3 separate regions of the Homo sapiens genome follow, and all the other regions are linked to region 1. The links are chromatin contacts, found by Hi-C or POLR2A ChIA-PET in ENCODE. All regions are on one chromosome and are shown on one strand. Each heading gives the region's core, a stretch centred on a gene start or an enhancer-like site at or near the end of the contact. The rest is flanking DNA. Distances are from core to core; before and after follow the strand shown. Region 1 has its middle 34 kb from the start of LINC02435. Region 2 has its middle 22 kb from the start of SPRY1. Region 3 overlaps LINC01091 (long intergenic non-protein coding RNA 1091).

Region 1 (4,557 bases), core at 1,066-3,565:
TTCAAATTTTAAAATGCTTGCTTGGGTATTGTATTTTTTAAATAGAATTTTAGCATTTAACAACATAAACCAAAATAATCTTCTCCTTCCACCTCTCCACTGAACCTGTAGAGAGTCAAGGCCTTGTCTGAGTCCTGTGTTCTTGCCCTCCCTGTGGCTGCTGGTTCTAACCCAACTCCAGCCCCTTAGCAAGTGCTCTCCTCCTTTGAGCCTGTGCTGCTATTACACACCAGGCTCGCCCATTTCCTAGGGTGTCTCTTGCTGCCTTCCATCCCCCTCCACTTCACCCTAACCCTCTTCCTCTTTCTCGCACTCTCTCATTTGGTGTTTCTCAGTGGGGTTTGTGGATGTCCCGCATCAGAACCACCTGGGGTCTGGCCAGGCCGACTGGATCTGAAAGGGGTGGGAGCTGCAGAGGGGTCTGTTTGTTTTTCAAGCCCTCCTGGAGATTCTCTCACCAGAGTTCAAGAGGCACTGCTCTAATTTTTTTTTTCTTCTTTTAGAGGCTGGGTCTCACTATGTTGCTTAGGCTGGTCTTGAACTCCTGGCCTCAAGCTATTGTCCGGCCTCAGTCTCTGAGTGGTTGGGATTACAGGCAGAACAACTGTGCCCGGCTCACACTGCTCTAATTCCTGATACCCACCCAGCTAAGTTCCTGATTCTGCTTTACACCCTTTGCCCTTTCTCTTAGGGAGTTCATACTCTCCAGCAGGCTTTGTTCTTCTGCTACCCAGAGGCCCCCCTCCAGCTCCCACCTCTTATCTAGCATCCAGCCTTCTATTTGCAGTTATTCCCAGGGAATCTCCTGCATGCTGGGTGTGACCACCCACACTTGTCATCTCTTGGAACAACATCCCCAGGAGGTAGGTATTTTTGTATCAGGTTATTTTGTAAATGAGGACATAGAGACTAAGAGGGATATATGTATGGTGATATTTGCTTTGTTAGAGGGAATAATAATAAATGTACATTGAATACTTGGATGAGAGAATGATTCACCTTGAATATACTATCTTTGTAGACTTGATATGAAACTTGGGTTTGTTGTTCTTTCTTACCTTACTTCTACTAGAACCACTGGGAGGCAGGAGAGGGGGAAAGAGATGAAAAATGCTGTGCAAAAGTTCTGCATTAACAATGAGAATAAAAAACCTGTGGGAACCTCCCTCAAAAATGACAGGGCTAACCAGGAGTGCCCTAACTGCAACTTTGCCCAATAGCATTTTCTTTTTTTTTTTTTGAATTGTGTGGTGTTCATTGACTGTTGATTATTACAGAACTGGGTCAGTTGGAGGTCAGGGAGGCAGGGAAGGGGTAAGCTGTGGGCTGAGAGATGAAACAAGCGGTTCTACCAATCCATGTGAAACCTTTAGGGAGAATGTAGGGCTTTAAAAAACACATTTGGGAAATTTTCTTTATAAAATTATCAGAAGAGTAGATCACTGCCCTGTTTACACTTTGCATATGCAACAATACAAATGTAGAAAAATAACCCATTATGAGAAAGCAGTGAAAATAATTGCACATTAAGAGAGTTAGGTCACTGCTGGCCAGATCTGGCTATGATTTGCATCAGTTTTAGTTTTTCCGAAAGGAATGTTTGATCCAACAGAAAATGGGCTTTGAGTGTGCCAGAGCTCCTCTTTCTTCTCCTGCCCCCTCCTCTTCCCAGGTTGACGATGGATCCCCCAAGGCACTTGTTGCTTCCTCCAAAGGAGCTCCCCATTACAGCTGGAAGAGAGGCTTGTTTCTCCAGCTGTCTAACCTTTAGTTTTATCTGCCTCTTGTTGACCTCTTAGTTTTATAATGAGTCAGTTTATTTGCTTGTACAAATTGAGTTTTCTTAGAAATATAACAGTTAGAAAGAGGCCAATGTTTTGTTTCCCCTTATGAAGGAGAAGTAGCTATGGGACCGGGCACGGCTGAGGCTGTTCATTCCATGCCAGTCCCTGTTGTTGGTTTATTTTAGTACCACGTAGTGAAGCCTTGTGGGCAGAGAAATATTGTCTCCCTTGTCGGAGGTAGAAATATCTGCAGGGTTTACAAGCTAATTACTTCTCGATTCCCTGGGAGTTCTAAGAATTTGCTTAGCAACTGGCCTGACCAGTCTCCCCCAGCTGCCCCCCAACATGACTACACTTACTGGTGGCGCTGATGGAGCAGTTTTCGAACTAAACAAGGATTAAGCATTTTGTGAAAATGGTGCCAGTCTTTTCCTCGATGGGACCTGAGCCTGTAACCTAGTCCAACAAAACGAGGGAGAACAAGCCAAAAAAAACCTTTTTAAGAAACAACACAGGCAGTAGGAAATCATACTGGTCAGGGCTTGTTTTCCTGGCGTGGGGCCTCATTCCAACCTGTTGCAATCAGCTCTAGAGTGTCTATAGGGACACCCTGGTGCAGGGGCCCCGCGGAGGAAAGGAACTTTTACATTTCTGTTTGACTGGGCTGCTTGCCAGGGACTAAGTTCAAAGTGCAGTTTCCAGTAATTTGCTGAGACTTCTCTGTGGGTTTGATAGGCCAGGACAGAAGCCTGCAAGCCGAAGTAATATTTCCTGATTTCTGTCATTCCTTAAGAAGAGAAGGAAGGTTGTTGAGGGACTAGGGATTGGAGAATTTGTTGGCTCTGAGAGCAGATCGGACCCCCACTTCCCCCTGTCAACCCCAGCCCCTTCTCCTCAATCCCGTCTAGGGCCATTGGCAGCCTGGCACTAGATGGAATCACACGGGCTCCCTCTCAGAGCAAACGTGAGGTATGCATTCCATGAGCCAGCGAAAGCCTGCATTGATTTACTGCATGCTAGCATTATTTGGAGCTATAAAGTTGTCGAGTAATGGCAATATGTTCTTGTTTTCTCATATCTGTAGGATGAAAGTGAACATTTTTATAATCCTTCTCTCCTCACCACATTTAGTTCCTGGTGTTAAACATGTGGGCTTGATTAAAGGGGAAAAAGAACTGCAAAAAGTTAGATTTTTACATTCCTCTCTTACAATGCCTCATTCCCTCAACCATCCCCTTCCCAGAACACTGATGGCAAGGCCCACATTCTTGTCATTTCCTCTTTGTCTCTCCCCTTCTCCCTGCCCTGTGTCTATCAGAGGACTCGATGCATAATAATTCAAAATGAATCTTTATTAAATGAAGGGGTAGGTAGTGGTGGAATCTCACTTCAAAGAAGGGTTGGGTAGAATGATATCGTTTCTATGTCTCGTAGAGGCTCACAGGAATAGTGCTTTATTGATTTTGATTACAACTGCTTTTCTACAGCAAGAAATTGTGTTGCAAAAATGTTTGCTGTGGTCCCCATATCAGTCACTCTTTACATGGAAAGGACTCAGTTGAGCATGAAAGACATTAGGAATTGGGGAGAGAACAGAGAGGTAGTGGAGCACAGCTGAACTCTCCAAGATTCTTTAGCCCTGTCATCAAGTTGCAGTCACCTTTTATTATGATCACTCACTACCTCAAACATCTGTATACCCAAACCAAAGCAAACCCCAGGAATACACAAAGAGGGTGGCGTAAAAGGGGTAAATAGCCTGTAGGAGTTACTTCCTTCTTCCCCGACAAAGTTCCTTGACTTACTTCCTTAGTTCTCCTGCAATATACTTTTCATTCGCTAATGTGCCTCTGAAAGACTGACTATATGTGCTGCTTTTCCTCTAGCCTGGAAACCGAATTATAGCAATTTAACATTATAACATAATTCTACTGCAATAAAGCAATTTGGGGCTGGTGGTAGTGATGGAGTGGATGTTGGCGGCAGTGGGAGCAGATAATTTATTAGAAGGGAATTTTTCTGCATCTGTTTAAGAAATGCCAGGATAAAGCCATGTTAGTATGAAATCTTATTTAAATATTTTTATTTGAGGATTGGAACCATGTGAAACCATCTATATATGTATCTGTGATGCCAAAAGAACTAGTTAAAGGTTTTAAAAAAGGAGACTTTTTCATTATTTGAACTTGTATTACACAAATAATGGTTTATGTACTTAATTGGCTTTTAAAAAACCTACGTGAATGAATTGACTATTTGCTTTTTACAATGTGAAGTTAAAAAACGAGTCTCAGCTGGGTGCAGAGTGAGCCTGTAGTCCCAGCTACTTGGGAGGCTGAAACAGGAGGATTACTGGAGGCTAGGAGTTTGAGGCTGCTGTGATCGTTCCTATGAATAGCTACTGCATGCCAGCTTGGGCAACATAGCGAGACCCTGTCTAAAAAAAAGTCTCAAATATTTCAGTAATCTTTAGCTATGAAAAAAAAACTGTGACAAATTGCCTATAAAACCAAGCACCTAGCTGACTCTGTAGGTAGGTTTCAGGGAAAAGGAGAGCAAAGAAAGATGAATTTAAAAATTATACTTGGCCGCTGATGGTCCACACCATGGTGTAATGAAATTGGGTAATTTAGATTCTTGAGTAAAGACAATTTTCTCATCATCAGACAGGTCTCTTGAGGAGGGACATGGATTTCCCAACGTATATCTGACTACTACACATCTCTGTTCAGAAGAATACAGACATCTATCTGCAAAAGATCGTGGCCTTAAA
Region 2 (4,076 bases), core at 656-3,155, 140 kb before region 1:
ACATAAATCTTCTATCCAGTGGAATTGGTTCGCTCTCTGTCCCTGCAACACACCTTCAACTCCAGACCTGAGACACTGTCTTTGCCTTTTCAATCCTATTCTTTGCAACAAGGTTTAAATCCTACTTTTCTGACTGGATCATGGCAAAATAATCTCTCTCAGAAATTCTTTAGTAACAACATTCTGTAAACTGATCATTACTTTTAATGTTGAGTTTTTAGTGTTTATGTCTTGTCTCCCTTCCATATTATAATTCTTTCAGACTGGGTTTATGTTGTAGATTTACCTGTACTCCTAAGGTGCTTTGCCCATAGTAGGCACTCAATAAATATTCATTGATATTTTTCCCTGCATTTTACAATCGAGTCATAAAAGCCCATATTTGGCTTCTGTTTTTCTGGCCAGAGGGCCATTCACTGCATTAATAAAATATATATTCTGACATGATGTGTCTCCTGCCTAAAGTCATTTTTGTCTAGCAAATACTAGTAAATAGAATTCTAAAAAAGATATGTAATTATCTGCTGCAGAGAATTTCAGTAATATCATTGATCATGTTAAGGTTTCCAGGGGAGACTAATTTTAAGAATTGTGGCAGTAAAACCTCTGGCACTAGAGGAGACAGATGTTCAAGGCTGTGGAATTGGCTCACCTCTCACGGGATATAATAATGCATCCTTTCTATAACATCCCAAATAGATAGGCCTGACATGGAAATGCCTGGAATCAACTCCTCCTTCATTTTACTAATGTATTTTTAGTTATTGATAATGCAAACCACTTGGTCTTCTCTGTTAAGCGTCCAAAGTATCCTTAAGAGTAATTAAAAAAGTAAAAAAAAAAAAAATGCCAGGGCCCTTCCCAGCTTCTTAGATGCTAATGCTCTTTCTCCTGGATACTAAACTATTGTTTACTCTTCTTGCTGAACTTGGCATAGGCATGAAACCCCTCAAAACATTCTTTTTTTTCATATGTACTATGGCTGTAAATACTTTTGAATGGTCTTGGGGATAGATCTATAATATTATGGAATCTATCACTCAAAGCACTATTATTAGTAAATACAGTAATATCTCAGATTGTATATTGCACACATTTTCTGTAAGTACCTAGGTTATAACATATTGGGCTTTTGACATACTTACGAGTGAAAGAGGGGCCAAGTTATTAGCCTAGTTTTGCAGATAAAATCTAACACAGGGAGGATTATGATTTTCACATTTATTGATAAAGTTAGGACTAGAACCTAAACTCCCTGATTCTGTTAGTTCATTCTGCTCTCACTATGTAAGATCAAGCAGATGGGCCAAACCAGCTGAAGCATCAGGGTTTGGCTCATGACTTTTGCTGTGATGGAATATCCAGTTGAAAAAAACAATCCTTATTTTCATACTTGAATGTTATAGGAAGCTCATTTTAAATTGCTCTGTTCCATATGAAAGATAATCTGGCCAATTTCTTAACTGTATTCAACTCCTATGCTTTAGAAACAACGTTGTTGTGTTTACAGGGAATGTTTAAAGCCCAAATACACAAAAGTAAATTTAAATCCCCTTACATTTTTATTATTTCAGTACTCTAGTTTATTATAACTCAGCTATCTATAGTGAACAGTTGACCTCTTATTATCTCCTCCAACCCCATCCCTGCTGACATCATTAAACAGGAAGGATTCTAATTATGTAGTCTCATTTTGGAGAAAATTGGGAAGACTACGTAGAAATCTAAACGATGTGTGTTACTCTCAGAGCTAGGAAACTAGAGCCAGGTCTCATGGCACTCTAATTAAAAACTTTTATTTCTGCAGATTTATTCTGTGGTCCTTACTGAACAGATCTGCCTTGGGTTTCTGCTGGTGAGTTTTTCAGCAGGAATGCAGGCTTTGTTTCTTTGAATAGTTGAGTGCAGATTAGTGGTATGCCAATTTCCTGTGGCCTTTCAGAGCTGCAATTTGAGCCCTGTTTGCTCCTGGCCCTTGCACAATTGAAAACAATGGGTGACTTCTTTTAGGTTTCACTTCAGGGCTCTTAGAAACAGGGGAAGTGGCTAAAGCCCTACTTTACAGGTAATTAACAATAGATAATGTTTGCTCTGCATTTTTTAGAGCCGATAAAAGGTAGAAGAACATATTCAGCTCCTGATTTAGACACTGTGCAGTGGTTTTATGGATACAATAGCTGTCTTAGCATTAGCAAGGTGGCATGGAGTATCATATATATCTGACAGCACAAAAGTTTTAAAAAGCAGAAGAAAAAAGAGTATTATTAAAACACTGAAGAGTAACCAAGAAAGCACTCCCTGGAAGATGCTAGAGAAACAGCGTCATTTTAAGCCATGCATTTTGACTCAGGCTGTAAATCTATATGTTTTATGAGGTGAACAATTTTCATAACTTGTTGACATTTATTCAAGGTCTTTTTGTGTTTTACACATAATTCAACTCTAGAATTCTCCTGTTTGTTAAAATAGCTTCAGCTTAAAAAGGCTTTATTTCCCATTACATTTAATCATTAGCCACAAATATTCTTATGAAATGGTTTTAGGGACTGGGCACTGTGGTTCATGCCTGTAATCCCAGCACTTTGGGAGGCCAAGGCGGGTGGATCACCTGAGGTCTGGAGTTCGAGACCAGCCTGGCCAACATGGTGAAACCCCATCTCTACTAAAAATACAAAAATTAGCTGGGCGTGGTGGCGGGCACCTGTAATCCCAGCTACTTGGGAGGTTGAGACAGGAGAATCTCTTGAGCCAGCGGGGCAGAGGTTGCAGTGAGCCGAGATCACGCCATTGCACTCCAGCCTGGCAACAAAAGTGCCTGGGCAACAAGAGTGAAACTCCAACTCAAATTAAAAAAAAAAAGATTTCAGGTGCTTAACGTGTAGAAAACAATGTTTTATTGCCCTTTTATTGTGTCTTGGGTAGTGATAGGGTGTTTACCTTAATACTTGGAATAAATATTTTTAGACCACTCTTCTCTGTGAAACATATTGTGTCCACCTGTGACAAGGTAGGTGTGTAGGAGTACTGATTGATTGATTCATTAAATCCTCAACAGTTACCAAGCACCTACTCTGCCCCACATCCTGGCCCCAGCACTAGAGGTGGAAGGATGATGGAGACCTTGTCCTTAAGGAGATTATGGCAATCGCTTTCCCACATTCTTTGGAAAAAATGAGTAATCTCAATTTTAATACATCTACAATTGAAATGTGTAGGCAGCACTCTTGATAAAAACGTTAAGGACTAGGCTGGGCGCAGTGGCTCACGCCACTGCACTTTGGGAAGCCGAGGCAGGCGGATCACAAGGCCAAGAGATTGAGACCATCCTGGCCAACATGGTGAAATCCCATCTCTACTAAAGATGGGTGTGGTGGCGCGTGCCTGTAGTCCCAGCTACTTGGGAGGCTGAGGCGGGAGAATCCCTTGAACCCTGGAGGTGGAGGTTGCAGTGAACCTTGATCGTGCCACTGCTCTCCAGCCTGGCGACAGAGCGAGACTCCGTCAAAAAAAAAAAAAAGGAAAGACTAGGTCATATCTGATACCCCAAGTAACTTATTTTTAGAGTGAACAAAGTCTAAACCAGAAGTTAGTGGCTTTTTGTTCCAAGCCACTTCTAACTAGCAACGTGAAATGTCACCTTACTCATCTGCTTTTGAGTAATGATGAACAGAGAGAAGTTGCTTTAGTAGGGAATTTATATGTCGTTTAAAACCAGAGCAGCTTTTTCTAAGTGTGTTTAGACACCCTTGAGAACAGTGTTTTAAGTACAGAGGTGTACAAAGGTGAAGGACCCCTACATCAATTAATTAGTCAGTCCAGACTTGCTGAGCACCTGGGACGCGTTCAGTGCTGTGCCAGTGGTGTGGATTTAGGAAAAAAGTATAAGCTCTTGATCTCCACTAAGAGCTGGATCAGGAGGCTGACCTGGCAGCCGGAAATGGGAAAGCATTTAAATCCTCTTATCTGCTGATAAAAGTAACATGTTTATTGTAACATTGTTTTTGAAAATGCAGATGAGTATAATGAATTAAAAATGACACATAATCCTGCTACCCATTTCTTAGTTACAAATGGGC
Region 3 (4,086 bases), core at 1,582-4,081, 190 kb after region 1:
GAGAGATTGCCAGCTAAGAGTAAATATTATACATATATATATTTCTTCTTCTTTTTTTAATAATAGAGACAGGGTCTCACTATGTTGCCCAGGCTGGTTTTGAACTCCCGAGCTTAAGCAATCCGCCTGCCTTGGCCTCCCAAAGTGCTGGGATTACAGGTGTGGGCTACCATGCCCAGCCTTAAATGTTATATATTTTTAAGTAACATTTTATATGGTTTTATATACATTACTCCTTTTTAGTCACATATAAACCCTGTGAGACAGATGGGGCAGAAATTACATATTTTTACACAATAGGTTAGGCGATCTGATTACAATCAGTACTGGTATGTGTAACCTAGAGCTAGGATTAGGACTAGGCTCTCAGACTTTCATCAGCACATCACACTGCCAGGCTTCTTTCGGCTGAGCTGGTGGGGCTCCTCTGCTTCCTCCTTTCCTTGCGCTCAATCGCTGTGCTCTCATCAGCAGCTAGGAGCAGCAGTGCATTCTTTTCTTCCCTCTCGAACAGTCCCACGTTTAGTAGGAATTAATAAGAAGCTCCCCTCCATAAAAAAGTTAGAAATCCATTTCTTTTCCAAGACCCTTCTACTTCAGTTAAAGAAACTGAGATCTAGACGCAGAAGGAGGCCTGGGCTACAGACTCAGTGCTCTTTCTGCTCTATCACATTAGCTGACATCAGTGTCGCTATAAGAAACAAAAAGAATCTATTTAAAAACACAACTGATTACAGCTATTTCTGCCCCTAGAGGAGGAAAGCTCCTATGGCTGGAGATGATGGCTTTTTATTTAGAAAGTTTCCTTGTTATTGCCTTTAAATAAAAAAGGTTAGGCTTCCATTCCCTCCTCCCCTGCATATGGTGGTGCTGGAAGGTCTGAGCAGCAGGACAGCAGGCAAAGGGTTTCTAGAGACGTGCCAGCCAATGAGAAAGCCATGTGGGCTGGGGTGGTAGAGTACTTTTAAGAAGTGTCAAAATGAATATTAATGTAAAGGGCTCTGATGCCACCTCCCTTGCTGAAAAAACTTCAGTATAATCTGCTAAATAGATACTCCAATGCCTTCCTTGAGTGTTCTTTGTAGGGTAGAGGAAAGAGGGGACACAGGTACATCAGAGTCCTCATTGGAAGAGTGAAAATAGCAGCTGCTTGAGGCTAAAGTCTAGATTTCAGTGGGTACAGAAAACTTGATGTAGACTGTAGGGCATATACCACACAGATTTGCAGAGATTTTCAGAAGAGCAACAGCCTTCTTATTAGATGTGCATTTGCTGATTTGATGGAAATCTCAAGGTCACTGTAACTTCAGTTGACTTCTCCCTTACACAAAGAAGAGGCTAAAAGCCGTTATTGATTGCTCTCAAGAAATCAGAGAAGAGGCCATGGCCACTCAAATATCCTAAAAAGGCTTTTGGATTTATGGAACTGTGGAAACTAACAGTCTTTAAATATCAACTGGTCCAACCTTTGTCTACTTCCTTCTCCTTCTCATCCTTTTTGCAATAAAGGAATCAAAGACTTAGATTCAATATCCAATGTATACCAGGCCGTTGAGTAATCACAGATGCAAGACTAGAATCTGACTGTGGATTCAGAGTCAGAAGCCCTGGGTTCTGCTCCCTGCTGCATTTTCTTATTTTCTGTACCTTCTTGAACCTCAGGTCCCTCTCTGTAAAAAGAGGTAAGTAAAATCACATCTCACAGGGTTTTTGGAGGACCCTATGAGTTAATGTGGGATTTGAAAACTGTAGGAATGTTAAAACATTTTATTGTTATTATTTATGAGGTTATTTGGGTGCCAACAATTATACGAAGAGGATTATTTTGGCTTTCCTGAAATAGCAGCAGTGCTATAGTTGAAGTGACTTCACTGTTCTGCATGTCTGTGTGTGCACATGTGCAGATCCAGGCCAGGGCTAGGCAGTGAAGTTTATAGATTGTCTTTTGGGATAACGAGCTTTTGGGCTCTTGGTAGGCCTTCTAAATAATACATTGTTTTTCTTCTTTCTTTTCTTTTCACAGGAATTAGAATAATAGCTAAAATTTCTCACTTGTTTCTTAAGGAAGTTAGGAATACATCTTAATAAATCAAGAAGTTCAAACACATCATCCATAGCAACTTGAAGTAGACTCCTATTCTGTTTAACCATGCCTTTTGAGAGTCAAAATCCAGGGATGCTCCCTACAGCCAGTCTTGAAGAACAGAAGGGGAACTACATGCCACCAGGCTATGGGAGCTGTTTCAGCAGCAGATCATTACCTAATCTCTTCCTGTCTCCCCGGTAGAGCTGAACAGAGCCTGTGAGAGAAAATTCCGGATGTTAAGGGAAGGAGAAAGAGGTATAGGTGTAGGGACTAAAAGTTGATGTGGTATCATTCCTATGAAAAAAATAATCAGATTCATTTTTATATTTCCTAAGCACGCTTATATTTGGTGAAAAAAAAAGAGCATGTTAGAGACATTATTTATGATGGTCATGCCTCAAATCTTGTCTTTACTTACAGTTTCCATTTCCAAAACTCTCTTAAAGCTTCTAGTCTTTTTAAGCCTGAGTATTTTAATAGAAGTAAAGTCTCTCCTGTCAGAGTGCTATTCCCTAGACATGTTTGCCTCCAGGGTCTGAAAAGAAAGGAGTCCATTTTACACCCTGAAGCAGAGTGTACCCCTCTGTTCTCTTCAGACAGTGTGGGGAAGGATGTACCCCTTTAATCTCAAGAGGCAAGAAAATATCGAAACAGATGACTTTGGCAGGTTTGCTGAAGGCTGGCGGCAGGTTGGCCGGGCCGCAATCAGTGGCCTCCAGAGTTCAGCGTGACAGGAAGCAGGGGCTGCTGCTCTGCCTGGTCATTAGTGAGGAGCAAGAGAGCCTGATGATTAGTCCTTGCAGCACTGGAGAATGTTCCCATATCTGGCCCAGGGGACAGAGAGGTCCCAAAACATCCCAGACATTTGGTCGTCAGCGCTTTCATTCTCTCATCACTCAGGAAGTTAGAGAGAAGATAAAAACAAATTAAAGAATTTTTTTTAAAGCACTCAAGTTTTTCTTAACATTTTCCATTTCCTTTTACAACACAAGTTTTAAACCTTGTGATGAAATGCTAAGTCACAGATGTAAAGGTGTCAAGAATTATAATTGCACGTTCCACACACAACCTTAGCTCCTCTGAGCATGCAAAAAAACCAGGAATTAAATAACTTGCTGATTCAACTTTGTCAATACAATGAATCATATTAACAAAATGTTAATGAATTAGTGAACTTCCGCAAAAGGTGAAGAACAGCCATGAGCATCAGCATTATCTTGAGATGTTAGGGAGAAAGGGTGGTGGGAGGGATTGGGAGGTAGCAGCAGCACCAGCACAGAAACAAGGGCCAGAAACAGGCCTCCTGCAGGGGCAGCCACTTCCTCCTCCTGCCTGCTTAGCCCTGCTCTGCAGACACACAATAATCACCCCAGCGGGTCTAGGGATCAAATGACGGCACTGCTGAAGGATTAAGAGCAACTCTATCCTCTTGGCTTGGACTTTGGAATTTTCATTAAAATGACCTTGGGTGTGGTGAGAAAGGAATTCAGACAACAGGGATCAAGTCTTAAACATGTCACCTGGGAAAACAACCGAAGGGCCCCTTCAGAGAGAGCTTTCTTTCTGGGACTCAGGCAGAGTTGTCACACTTGTTTTCCTAAGTGTTTCTCACATGGGATTAGCCTCCAGATATGTGAAAAGTGAGGAGTTGAAGGTCTGAGGTAGGCAGAATGAGGCAAAAAATAAATTACAATGTGCTAGTGCAGGCTGGACTTCTTAACGTTCTCAAAGCTCTGTAATGTTTGACTTGTTGAGAGATTGCCCTCTTCCTCTCCTCATCTCATTGCTCTCAATGGAAGGAGCTGGGGCTCCATCTGCAATTCATGGTGGGTTATTGTAAAAAGCACTGTAGAGACTGGGTTGGCCTTATGTAGGCAGCAGCCTGTAGTCCAGCAGACGTGGATAGATGGCTGCAGGCTTGAGACTTAGGTAATTTGAGGCCGGGCATGATGGCTCACACCAGTAATCCCAGCACTTTGGGAGGCTGAGGTGGGCGGATC

Evidence for each region. Hi-C counts contacts between places; a loop is a spot of excess contacts on that map. ChIA-PET counts read pairs that join two places held with the same protein, here RNA polymerase II (POLR2A). Pooled maps may share reads with other maps.
Region 2: a map of PC-9 shows a loop between it and region 1 (5-fold over the local background). The contact joins two enhancer-like sites. A Hi-C loop is called at or near these places in 22 of 168 maps with a recorded cell type or tissue (Caco-2, Calu3, HepG2 and 12 more) and 15 of 50 pooled maps. POLR2A ChIA-PET finds 5 or more read pairs at or near these places in 3 of 52 experiments (HepG2, MCF 10A and PC-9).
Region 3: a map of heart left ventricle shows a loop between it and region 1 (7-fold over the local background). The contact joins two enhancer-like sites. A Hi-C loop is called at or near these places in 3 of 168 maps with a recorded cell type or tissue (GM12878, Right ventricle myocardium inferior and heart left ventricle), 2 of 37 single-sample maps with no recorded cell type and 4 of 50 pooled maps.

The regions. Positions count from the first base shown.
Region 1 is chr4:123,553,201-123,557,757 of GRCh38, forward strand. No RefSeq gene overlaps it. Among named protein-coding and RNA genes, the nearest start is that of LINC02435, 34 kb to the left of the region's middle. Within about 2 kb of position 2,316, at least 28 of the 41 ENCODE cell types and tissues checked have a DNase peak (open chromatin) inside an H3K27ac peak, as active enhancers do; they include PC-9, heart left ventricle and mammary epithelial cell, where a contact is called at or near this core.
Region 2 is chr4:123,416,691-123,420,766 of GRCh38, forward strand. No RefSeq gene overlaps it. Among named protein-coding and RNA genes, the nearest start is that of SPRY1, 22 kb to the left of the region's middle. RefSeq lists an enhancer at 1,617-2,174. Within about 2 kb of position 1,906, at least 12 of the 41 ENCODE cell types and tissues checked have a DNase peak (open chromatin) inside an H3K27ac peak, as active enhancers do; they include PC-9 and mammary epithelial cell, where a contact is called at or near this core.
Region 3 is chr4:123,746,745-123,750,830 of GRCh38, forward strand. The region is part of intron 3 of LINC01091 (long intergenic non-protein coding RNA 1091); the gene reads left to right. Among named protein-coding and RNA genes, the nearest start is that of LINC01091, 99 kb to the left of the region's middle. RefSeq lists enhancers at 2,286-2,871, 2,872-3,455, 3,456-4,039. Within about 2 kb of position 2,832, at least 6 of the 41 ENCODE cell types and tissues checked have a DNase peak (open chromatin) inside an H3K27ac peak, as active enhancers do; they include heart left ventricle, where a contact is called at or near this core.